Linked DNA regions of Homo sapiens: region 2 is linked to region 1. The links are chromatin loops, found by intact Hi-C in ENCODE. Cell type or tissue: gastrocnemius medialis. All regions are shown on one strand. Each heading gives the region's core, and the rest is flanking DNA. Links, peaks and the distances in the headings are about the cores only.

The links. Peaks named below come from ENCODE experiments on the same cell type or tissue, not always from the same donor. Only the 100,000 strongest peaks of a DNase experiment are listed, where the experiment ranks them.
Region 2: it touches region 1 in a loop (5-fold over the local background); 1 of 110 quality-filtered maps calls a loop at or near these places.

The regions. Positions count from the first base shown.
Region 1 is chr10:49,320,775-49,326,616 of GRCh38, reverse strand. C10orf71 (chromosome 10 open reading frame 71) reads right to left here. Exons shown (of 3, transcript NM_001135196.2): 3 at 1-4,215. The coding sequence starts at 4,071. Among named protein-coding and RNA genes, the nearest start is that of C10orf71, 25 kb to the right of the region's middle. In gastrocnemius medialis, for the core only: no CTCF peak of the experiment used is centred there; a DNase peak (open chromatin) is centred at 3,339; H3K27ac peaks cover 3,171 bases.
Region 2 is chr10:49,215,817-49,221,658 of GRCh38, reverse strand. No RefSeq gene overlaps it. Among named protein-coding and RNA genes, the nearest start is that of TMEM273, 30 kb to the right of the region's middle. In gastrocnemius medialis, for the core only: no CTCF peak of the experiment used is centred there; no DNase peak of the experiment used is centred there.

The sequences.
Region 1 (5,842 bases), core at 622-5,621:
CGCGGAGAGCTGAGAGGAGCAGCGCAGCGGCATCAAGGCCGTCACGGGCACTGGCTGGAAGCCGGGGTACAGCACATAGGGAGCGGCCAGGGCGTCCGGTGGGGGCGGCTCTGGGGAGGCCCCCTCGGAGGACGGGATGGAGACCTTGACATACTTGCCCGTCTCTGGGTCATAGAAGGTCTTGATTTTCACCTGGAGTGGCAAGTCGAAGACAAAGTACTCCCCGGACTGCGGATCCTGGAGGACCTTCTGGGTGGCGGGGTACGCGGGCAGGGGTGTGAGGGACTGGGGGCCCCCGGGCCGCCTCCCGACAGGCTCCGAGAAGCCGGACACGGAGTGGCGGTGCACGGGAGGGGGCAGGGAACGGACCACGGGGAAATTGTGTCGGGGCCTCTCTCTGGGGCACAGCGGCCTTTGCTGTGTCTGCTCCAAGTCCTCCGGGCAGGGCTTTCCCTCCTGTGACTCGCCATGCTTCTCCTGAGCCTGATCCGTCTTCCTCCTCTTACTTGCCAGCTTCTTTGCCCGCCGCAGGGCTTTCTCTGTTTTGGGTGGGACTGCAGGTGGCTTGCTTGCTGTCCTCTCTAGCTGTGCAGGAAGCTCAAGTCTCCCAGAGGTGCCTGCTGGGCTGGTGGCCACATCCAGCAATGAACCTCTTGGAGAGAGGGTCCGGAGGTCTTCTGCCGACAGCTCAAGTAGGGGGTCAGAGCCGCCCTCCCACACGAGGGCGTGGGTCAGGTCCTCCCTCCGGGTGACCCTGGCAGGACTGGAGCTGGCCCAGGGGCTGGCTTGATTAGGCTCCTCGGGAAGCAGCTCTGGTCCTCCAGGGGCCTGGGAAGACTCCTCCCAAATGTTGCTGGCAGCAGGGGAGCAGGCACTGCTCTCCCCGGGGGAGCCGGGGTTGGGGGAATTCGCCCTCTCACTGGGGACCAGTCTTCTGCCAGGGGGCCCTGCTCTGGGTGTGGACAAAAAGTGACTCTTGAAACCTGGTGTTTGCTCTTCCCAACAGTTTTCGGGCTGCCATGGGGGTGGCTGGTCTTCTATGTCACCCTCGGGTAAAGCAATGGTGGGGATGTGCCATGGGGCTGCCAGCTTCCCTGAGTCTGCAGAACCGCTCTTGCAATTGCTTGCCACGAGGCCAGGTGCAGCATCTGGTGGTGCCTTCACCCGGTCCCCCTCTCCCACCAGAGGCATAGATGGGAAATTCCCCTTTGGGGCTGGCTGAGAGGCCTCCATCCTGGCCATGCTCGACCCCTGCCCAGGGTCCTCCATGACCTCGTTGGCCATGCACTTCACACGTGTGCCCCGTGTGTTAGTGGGTGTCGATGTACCAAGAATGTCCTGGTTTTCGGGGGCACAAAACCCAGGATCCTCACCCCATTCTGGCCTTGGCAATTCCTCCTCTTTGTGGCCACTGCTGAGGGAGTCCTCCAAGGACATGGTCCTCAGGAGAGGCAGCATGATAGGTTTAATTACGGGGGTAGCTCTGAGGGTGTTGTCTTTAATCGTAAACAGCATGTGCCTGTTTGAAGCAGAAGATGGTGAGGGAGTAAGGTCTTTGGCCTGTGAAAAGGTTGTGCCCTTATTTTCCCCAATCCAAGAGCCTCTGAAATTAGCTTCCTCTGCTGATGCCTTCCTGGTTCTTCCTCCAGACACACTTTCCCTTTCTCTTTGCAATGCTTCCCCCTGGCTGCGGTTTTCCAGGCATGCGTGCCCATTGCTTAAGGCACAGTACTGCAGCTCATCCTTCCGCATCACATTCTCCTTCTCATCCTTCTGACTGTCACCTGCACTCACATCCTTCCTCCTGTCTTCCCGCTGGTTCTCAGTAAACCACATCTTCTGCTGATCATCAAATGAGGCAAAGGATTGATCTGAAGAGCTGGTGCTGAATTTGGCCTTACCTTTGAGGCTTGGCATAAAATCGGATTGGCTGTCACTGTAAAACACATCTTCCTCCTCAGGAGAGAGGGGCCCTGGGAAGAATTTCTGGTTCAAATGTGTGTTCTGAAGTCCTGCTTCCCTCTCAGGTTCTGTCTCTTGGGACACAGATCTGGAGAGCCCATTCTCTAGCTGGTGGGTCTTCATTTTCTCTGTAGCCCCTCCAGGCTCAGGATCCCTATTGCAAAGCCTCAGGGAGAGGTGTTTCCTGGGGCGGTGTTCCCTGGAGTCTGGACACCAGCTGGATCCGGCAGGACCCATCTCCAACTCTCCTTCCACCTCCTTGTTCTCATAACTGCTTCTCTCAGCAGCCTCCCCATTGACATAGAAGGGGGCTTTGGCGATAGTCGGAGCTGTGCTAAGAGTTAGATAGCTGTCTGCAGAGGGCTCACTGGGGTCAGCTGTAGGGTCCTTCTGGGGATTGATGTGTGATGCAGTGGGGTCATCAGCGGGTCTCTCCTTAGAAAGCTCATTTGGAGGGCTTTCCTCAAGCCCATTGGGGAGGATGACACCGTTGCTCACAGGTTCTTGCTTTCCATCAACCTTACCTCTAGTTTTCTCATCAAGCACTTTCAAGAGAGGTGAGGAACTGTATGTGCTCTTAACACGCTTCCGCACGTCCTTGAGGTTGAACAGCAGGCTAGGGGCTTTGGACTTGTAGCTGTCTCGAGACTGACATTCACTGGGCTCCTTCTCTTGGTATCCGTTTAGCTGTCCTGGGGGTGATGGGGTTCGCTCTGCTGGCTGGCTGTCTGCTGAATCCAGGGCGTGCTTGCTGGGTATGATGGGGGTCAGGAGCTTACTGATGTTAAAGGGGGGATCATAATGTTCATTGGGTTCCACAGGCAGGTCAAGAGCATTGTTTTCTGAAAACTGTTCCTGGGGGTTGTGTTTTGTATACAAAGGTGGGCCTCTCTGGTTGGTCTGTGTCTTTTCTTCTAAAGTATCTTGTAGACTTTCTTTCCCTTTTTTGCCAGTCTTTGGCTTCCTCCATGGGGGCTGGGCTGGCTTCTCTTGAGAATCAGGTTGTGAGCTGGGAGCTTTTCCTTCCACAGCAAATACCTGGGCTCCTGGATCCCTGCACCCCCAGGGTATAGATGTGGACAGAGCCCCTGCTGCAAGTCTGTTCTCTTCCTGACTGCAGCTGGCCTGGACCTGGCAGGGAGAGACTGTGCGCTCAGGAGGACAGGGTTCTCTTAGCAAGGTCGTGTCCCCATAGTGCTTGGGAGCTTTGCTTTCTGGGACGGTTCCAGCTGTGTCCTTTCTCTCCAGCAGCTTTGGTTGGTGGGCATTCCATGACTCAAAAGCACTATTTTCACTGTGCAGAAAGGTACCTTTGCCTCTCCCAGGCTCACCCGTGACTGGCTTGTGGTGTGGAGAGGGGAACTTTGACTCACATAAGGTGGCCGTGTCATTGGCTGCTGGGAGGAAGCTGCTGGAGCCGTGACAGGCCATTTCTGGATTCTTGGAGGACTCCTGTTCTCCGTGCTTCCTGCCTGGCTGGTAGCTGTTCTGATGGGTGTTGGAAACTTCAGCGGGCACCCTCCTGACTGTCAGAAAGGCAGAATCGAAGCAGAAGTTGACACTGTTTTCTGGAAGAGGAGCGAATTTGGGAGGATTTTTCAGAGCCGGAGGCTTGCTGGCAGTGGGCCTGCTCTCACAACGTTGGCTCTCGGTCCTGTCGAAAGATTTAATTAGTGTTGATACTTTGGAGACAGGCTTATTGCTGCTCCTTAGGCCGGAAACTGGCACCTCCAGTCTCCTCTGGACTGGCGTTGGTGGGGGGCTGGTTTTGGGGTACTTTTCCTCTCCCTGAACGTACTTGGGTAGCTGTTGGAAGGTGGCCGCCCAGCCCGAATGTTCCGTGCCCTGTGACGGTAACTGGCTCCAAATGCCACTTTTCCTCTGGGTGTGGCCCACTGTTCTCTGGTGAAAAGTCCCAAACACCTGTCGGGTGATATCCGGGGACACAGCCAGATAGGAGTCATGGAAGGATGTGTCCTCGGAGATGCACAAACTCCGGAATGCCCGGTCTGTTAGGCTGCTCACCTCCCTGTCTGCATCATCCAACACGCTGCCGATGCTGGAGGAGTCGCTGAACGCGTCTGTGCACTTCTTATTTCCTTGCATCATCTGTTGGCTCCAAGAAAGCTGTCCTTGTCAGCCGGCAGGTGTCTCTGGTGATGATTCTGTCAAGGTTAGGTGTTTCCCTCTTCCCCAAAACTAGAGCCTCTCATTGACCAGATGCAATTGCAAAGTGGGGATTTTTTTTTTTCTCTGCAAAAGAAAAAGGTGCAGGGCGTGAACAAAGTATACAGCTCTACACAAGAATATGTGCTGGTTCAGGTGGAAAATGGTGCCTGTGAGGGTTAATTTTATGTGTCAAACTTGGCAAGCTTGCTATATGTATAGACTGTAGACCGGTCTAGCTGTTTCTGTGAAGGTATTTTTTAGATGTGATTAACACTAAAATCAGTAGACTTTAAGTAAAGCAGTTTATCTTCTATAAGGCAGGTGGCCCTCATTTAATTAGTTGAAGGCCCTAAGAGTAAAAAGACTGAGTTCGCAAGCAACACAAACAAAAATAGACAAGTGGGATTACATCAATTCAAAAGCTTCTGCACAGCAAGGGAAACAATCACAAAAATGAAAAGGTATTCTATGGAATGGAAGAAAATGTTTTCAAACTGTGTATCTGATAAAGGGTTAATATTCCAAAATACATGAGAAACTCCTACAACCGAATAACAAACAAAACAAAATGAAACAAAACCCCAAACCCGCTGATTTAAAAATGGGTAGAGAAACTGAACAGATATTTCTCCAAAGAAGACATAGAAATGGCAAACAGGTATATAAAAAGGGGCTCACCATCACTAACCATCAGGGAAATGCAGATCAAAGCCACAATGACATATCACATCATGCCTGTTAGGATGGCTATTATCAAAGAAAGAAAAGATGACAAGTGTTGGTAAGGATGTGGAGAAAAGGGGACCCCTGTACACTGTTGGTGGAAATGTAAATTGATGTAGTCACTTTGGAAAACAGTATAAAGATTCTTCAAAAAATTAAGACTAGAACTACTATATGATCCAACATTCCCATATCTGGGTACAGGCCCAAAGGAAATGAAATTAGGATATTAAAGTATCTGCACCCACCTGTTCATTACTCACAGTGGCCAAGACAGAGAAGTGAACAAAATTTCCATTGATGGATGAATGGATAAAGAAAATGTGGTATATGCATACAATGGAATTATTCAACCTTAAAGAAGCAGGAAATTTTTAAATTTATGATAACATGGGTGAAATTGGAGGACATTTTGTTAAGAGAAACAACCCAGTCGCAGAAAGACAAACACTGATTGATGTCACTTACTTGAGGAAGCTTAGACAGTCAAACTCATAGAAGCAGAGTAGAGTGGGGGTTGTCAGAGGCTGGGAAGCAGGGAAGGGGGGAGTTATTTGTCAAAGGAAGTAACGTTTCAGTTATGCAGGATGAATTAGTTCTGGAGATCTGATGTACAGCAGGTGTCTGTAGTTAACAATACTGTGTTATGTGCTTGAAATTTGCTGAGGATAGATATTATGTTAAATGCTCTTATCACACATACACAAATAATAAATAAAAGCGGTGGGAGGAAATGTTTGGAGGTGATGGATAGTTTTATGCATGGATTGTGGTGATGGCTTCATGGGGTGCATACTTATCTCCAAGTTCATCAAACTGTACACATTAAATATGTGTGGCTTTTTGTATGCCAATCATACCTCAATAAAATGGCTTAAAAAAAGACAGTCCCTTGAGGAAGAGGAACTTCCGCCTTTGGATCATCTTTGGATTGGAGCTGTGTCATCAACTCTTCCTGGGTCTCCAGCTATTCCCATTTTGGACTTGC
Region 2 (5,842 bases), core at 590-5,589, 100 kb after region 1:
CATGACAGTGATGGTCTGACCTTCAAGCGCTACCCTCACTGGCTGCTCTGAGGCTCACAGTCAAATTCTTGGGCCATGGTGTTGAGTGAGAGAGCAGACAGACATTCTTATGCTGCAGGAGGGGCACAGAGTTGTGGGAGCCTAAGGGGGTTTTGTATCATGACAGAAGGAAGTCACCTGCATCAGGTGGCAGAAGTCCCATGGCATCTCCGCTCTGGAGGGCTAGCAAAGGTGAGAACAGATGACTGTTTATCTCAGGGGCAGAGGGCTGAGGACTAGTGACCCCAAGCTTCTCCCCAGACTGAAAGATGCTTCAGAAGACTCCCAGAGCCTCAAAGCTAGGGGGGAAGATGGGAAGGGAAATGCTGAACTATCAAGGTTCCAGTCCTGGCTCCCTAGCTGGGTCTCCCCAGAGCTGCTCTGATGGAGTTCCTCAGGCTGGCTGAACTCCCACTGTCCTGGCCACAGTCCGTCCCATGTACCAGTCTTTCTGCCAGCCCCAAACCGTCTTGTACTCCCAGAGAATAAAGCTTGTTTCTTTTGAGGTCCCAGAGCTGTAGGGGTGGCAGGATAGGGGCATGCTTTTGAATGTGGGTGGTAGCATCACATAGAAGTGGGTTCAAATCCTGGCCCCACTATTTACTGCTGTTTGGCTTGGGCAGTCAGTATAGTCCTTACCCTCAGTTCCTCTGTGTGCAAATGGTGATAATGATAGTCTACACCACATTGAGCTGTCATGAGGGCTAAATGGCATGAGTGCAAAGCCCCTGGCACTGTGCCTGCTTCAGAGTACAGAGCTTGGCGGCTGCAGTGGTGACCACGACCAGCTTCAGAGACCTATGGAGCTTTAGAATCTTACAGACCTGAGGTTGCCCCCCAACTCTGCTATGTGTTAGTCACCTGCCCTTGGGTAAGTCCTCTTCTCTCCCAGCCTCAACTTTCCATTTAATGGTTGCCCCATAAATACCTTTCCCACTACAGGCATTCTGCTACTTAGGGGAAATTTTGAGATGAGAGAATGCACATAGAATCTTGCAACTGGGACAGTTTAAAACAACCACTTTTTCTTTAATTTTGTGAAACTTGATGCTCATGTTGATATTAGATAAGATTTGGCCGGCTAAAATCGAAATAATAAATTAACCACATTGGTCACATGTATTGGGAGATACTCATTCAAGTCCATCAATGAAGCTTTTAAAATTCAAATTCAATATGAGTATGTTCAGATTATTTATTTATTTGTTTACTTATTTTTGGTTTTTGAGATATGAAATAAGAGTTCAAGATTTGACCATCACTGAAAGAAAAAGTATATATAAAAGACCTGGCATAGAGTTTGAATTTTATACTAAGACTACATAGGCCAGTGTTGAAGTGTTTATGCAGGGGAGTAACATGAGCTGATTCATGTTTCCAGTATGTTTATGCATTACTGTGGTTGCTGGGTGGAGAAGAGATCATACAGGGGAAGGAGAGGAGCCAGGAGAGGAGTTGAAGGTATTGAGGTATTGAAATAGCTCCAGTGAGAGGGGTTGATGACTTGGACCAGGGAGGTCACCATGAAGATGCCAGCTATGGGGTCTGTTGTGATGCTCAAGCATGGTATATTAAGGATAGCGGATCAATGTGTGCACCTCCCAAATTAGGGGTTGGAGAAGCTAGCTGGGTAGATAATGAGGCCAAGAGACAGGCTGAGTCTCTTGGGATATGGGGGATAGTCCCCTTTCCCAATACACCCCATAGTTTCCCAAGGCTTGGTAGAGCATCCCAGTTTTTTAAGGTGTGCCTGGTGGGACCAAGGAGTTACTAGAGACATAGACACACTACAGGCCAAGAGCAGGGAAGGGGCCAGCCAGAAATTCTATTTTCCTCCTGCTAGGTTTCAGATGCCAGCTGGAGATGCAAGTGGAGAGATCAGAAAGGCAGTTGGGTATGGAGCTTTGCAGGCTGGAAGTGGGGATCGGCTTGTGAGTAAATATGAGAACCAATAGCATTTGGAGGAAAGCATAGGTGAGACTTGGAGAAGAAAGACCAGAAATATGCTTTGGTGCTAATGTTCGTAGGTTGGGTGTAACAGAGGAAGACAGCCAATGAGGCTGAGAGGAGAGCTGTGGGGGGAGAGGAGGAAAACAAGCAGAGAGTGGTGTTTACAGGAGCCAGGACAGGCTGTGGCCAAGAAAGAGCTGTGGCCACTGTGCCGTTCAGGAGGCAATAAAAAGATTTGACTCTAGCCAGGTTTATGGTGACACTGACAAAAGGAATTTCAATAAAGCAACAGAGATGCATGCCCACCTGGAGTGAGTTGAAGAGAGCAGAGCAGGTGAGACAGTGTAGATGGCCTTTGAGAGAGGTTTTGCTGATATGGAGTGGAGAAATGGGACAGTAGCAGAGAGAAGGAGGAAAGCCAAGGGGATTCTGGTTGGTTTTCAGATGAGCCCCTAGAGCATGTGTGCTGTTGAGTGATCCAGCAGAGGGGAGAGGCTGATGCAGTAGGAGAGAAAAGGGTGGCAGAAGAAATTAAAACCTTCAGAAGATGAGTGGGGATGAGACTGAGGATGCAAGAGGTGGAACCAACTGTTCACATGAGGCAGGGCACTGTGAGGGGGACTCATGAGACACTCACCAGCATCCTTTTCTTCTGTGCCATGTCCATGATACGGGGTTGCCCTGAGCTGCAGTGGCACTTGTCACATTGAACCAGAGAACACAGAGGCCAGACTCTGGGTCCAAGTGCTACTTTATGAGTGCACACTGGGAAATCCTTGAAAGGAGATGTAATCCAGTCTCTGGCTCTCCCCATTCCCTCCACATGGGTCTGCAAAGACCCTCCAAACTGAGGTGCCCCCGTCAGTCAGGGCATGTTGGGGACACTCCACTGTCTGCATTCTCCTGATAAAGTTCAGGATGGTGAATAGAGAGGACTTGTATCACACTTTCTGCCATGTAGCCCAGCAGCAAGCTAGTGACATCTACTGTGCTGTCCTGGGACCACAGAGAGGAGGGGTGGGGAGGCATACCTAGTTATGACAGAGTTAGGGATAGTCCCCTTTCCCAATACACCCCATAGTTTCCCAAGGCTTGGTAGAGCATCCCAATTTTGTAAGGTGTGCCTAGTGGAACCAAGGAGTTAGTAGAGACATAGACACACTACAGTGGGTCTAACCAGCGTCTAGTGGCTGAGATTAGGGAATACACATACAGTATTACAGCTGGGACAATTTCTACAAGGAACTGGCTGGAGATATGGCTGAATCAGTAGTCTGAGATTCCCAGGGGGCTACCAGGGCCTGCAGATCAGAGAAGCCATCACTGAGGGAGCACCCATCCTACACTGTCTATGCCATGGACAAAGTGGGATGAGTCCTATTTAAAGCATGAGGTCACCAGAGACCTGATAGAGATGGAAACTAAGAAGAGGGCATCTTCCTCCTTTTCTCTCCTCTGTTGCCTTATAAACTTCAGAGTTATCATCAGCCCCTGGAGCAATGAAAAGCCATGAAAAGGGAAGAAGTCCCGAAAAGGGAAAAATCCTGATATAAATGAGTTTTAAATCTTAAGTGACGAGAAATCATACAAAGACTGAATTTATAGGAAAATGAATCAATTAAGTGTGTATAAAAGATAGGATGGGGTAGGGAATCAAAAATTACATTGAGTTGTAGAAAAGAAAGTTTCCTTTTTGCACACCTGTGCTGGGTAACTTTCCTTTGCCCCCACCCCTAGTTGTCTTGCTCACCCTTCTCCACTACTCCCTGCCCAGGGAGGCTGAAGTGTGGGGATTGTATCAGTGGTTTTCATCTGGACTTGGCCAATGGAGAGCCCTGGGAGGGAAGACAGTGAGGTCGGGATGTCAGCTCTCAGATGCCTCCTAGCAGTTGTCCTGAACTTGTTGCCTTTCACAAGGCAGCCGTCCTTCTTATAAGCACTCCTTTCTCTCCTCCCTTCAAGCCTAGGTTGGTAACAGTTCTAAAATACTGGGTGACATATTCTGTATTAGCCTATTGGGTCATTTTTTTTTTTACCTGTGTTGTTCAATCTTCTCTTTTCTTACTGAGTTTTATGATCTGCTTGTTTTGCCAGTTACTGAGGGAGATGTTTCAAACTTCAGCGTGCAGAAAGGAGCGCAGGAAAATAAAAACAAAACAAAACAAAAAAACAAAAAAGAGAGAGAGAGAAAAGAACAAAGAAGTAAAACAACAGCAACTCCAAGTAAGTACTGTAGAAACAAACTGAAAGTAGGGCTAGAAAAACAACACAGGAAGTTCAAGACCAGCCTGGGCAACATGGCAGAACCCGGAACCCCATCTTCACATACACACACACACACACACACACACACACACACACGATACATAAAACATTAGAAAATAAAAATGTAAACCGTTGTGGTGGCACGTGCCTATAGTCCCAGCTTCTGGAGTGGGGGTGGGGGACCGGAGGTAGGAGGATGGCTTGAGCCCAAAACATTGAGTGACCCTGTCTCAAAATAAATAAACTAACCAACCAACAGTAAACATAATAACAAATAATAAACGACAATAACAATAAACAAGTGGGAGAGAACAAAGGTAAGACCTCGGTATTTCCTCTCTCTCTCTGTCTCTGTCTCGCTGCATCTCCTGTAGTCTCAGCTACCCGGTTGGGGGGCTGAGATGGGAGGGATCACCTGAGCCCAGGGAGGTTGAGAGGCTGCAGTGGGCCGTGATCACACACCTGCACTCCAGCCAGGGTGGATTTGCCTATTTCCATTTTAGTTTTGTCAATTATTCTTGTACATATATTGAGGCTATGTGGTTAAATGTAAAATTTTAGTATTATTTCATCCTTCTGGTGAAAGTTTTCTTATTATCAAATGTCCCTCTTTATTTCTAATAATGCTTCTTGCCTCAAAGTCTGATATTAATATGACTTCAACTTTTATTTTAACTTCATATTTGCCTGACACATCATTTTCCATTAAGAAACTTTATTTATTTATTTATTTTTAGAGCAATTTCAGGTTCACAGCAAAATTGAGAAGAAGATACAGAGATTTCACAAACACCCTTTCCTCAACTCATGCATTCTCAACATTGCCACCATGGTGCATTTATTATAATTATCAACAACAAATTGTGCATTTGTTATAATTGTCAAAAACAAATTACACATTTGTTACAATTGATGGACTACAATGATACATCATTATTACCCAGAGTCCATAGTTTATATTAGGGTGCATTCTTGGTGTTTACCTTCTGTGGGTTTTGATAAATATAGAATGACATATAGGCACCATCATAGTATCATAAAGGATAGTTTCACTGCCCTAAAAATTCTTGAAATTCTCTGTGCTCTGCCTATTCATTCCTCCCTCTCCCCAGCCCTTGGCAACCACTGATCTTTTTACTGTTTCCATAGTTTTCCTTTTCCAGAATGTCATATAGCTGGAATAATACAGTATGCAGGCAGCTTTTTCAGACTGGCTTCTTTCACTTAATATGCATTTAGAGATCCTCTATGTCTTTTTCAACATTTTATTTTAAACTGTTCTGAATCATCCAAAGTGTGTCTTTTGTAAGTAGTTATCTCCCTCTAGTCTAATGATCTATGTATTTTATTGAAATATATATTATGTTTAAACTTACTGCATATGCAGAGATATTTACATTTATAATTACCCCTTTGTCACCCTTTTCTGTTTCTGCCTGATCCATGTTCTATTTTCTCTTCTTTCTTGCTTCCTTTGGATTATAATTATTTTTAATTCTTCCATTCTTTCTCCTTTATTAGCAAGTTTCTTATGTATTATTTTACTAATTTTAATGGTTATCTTGGAGATTGCAACAGGCATCACTGA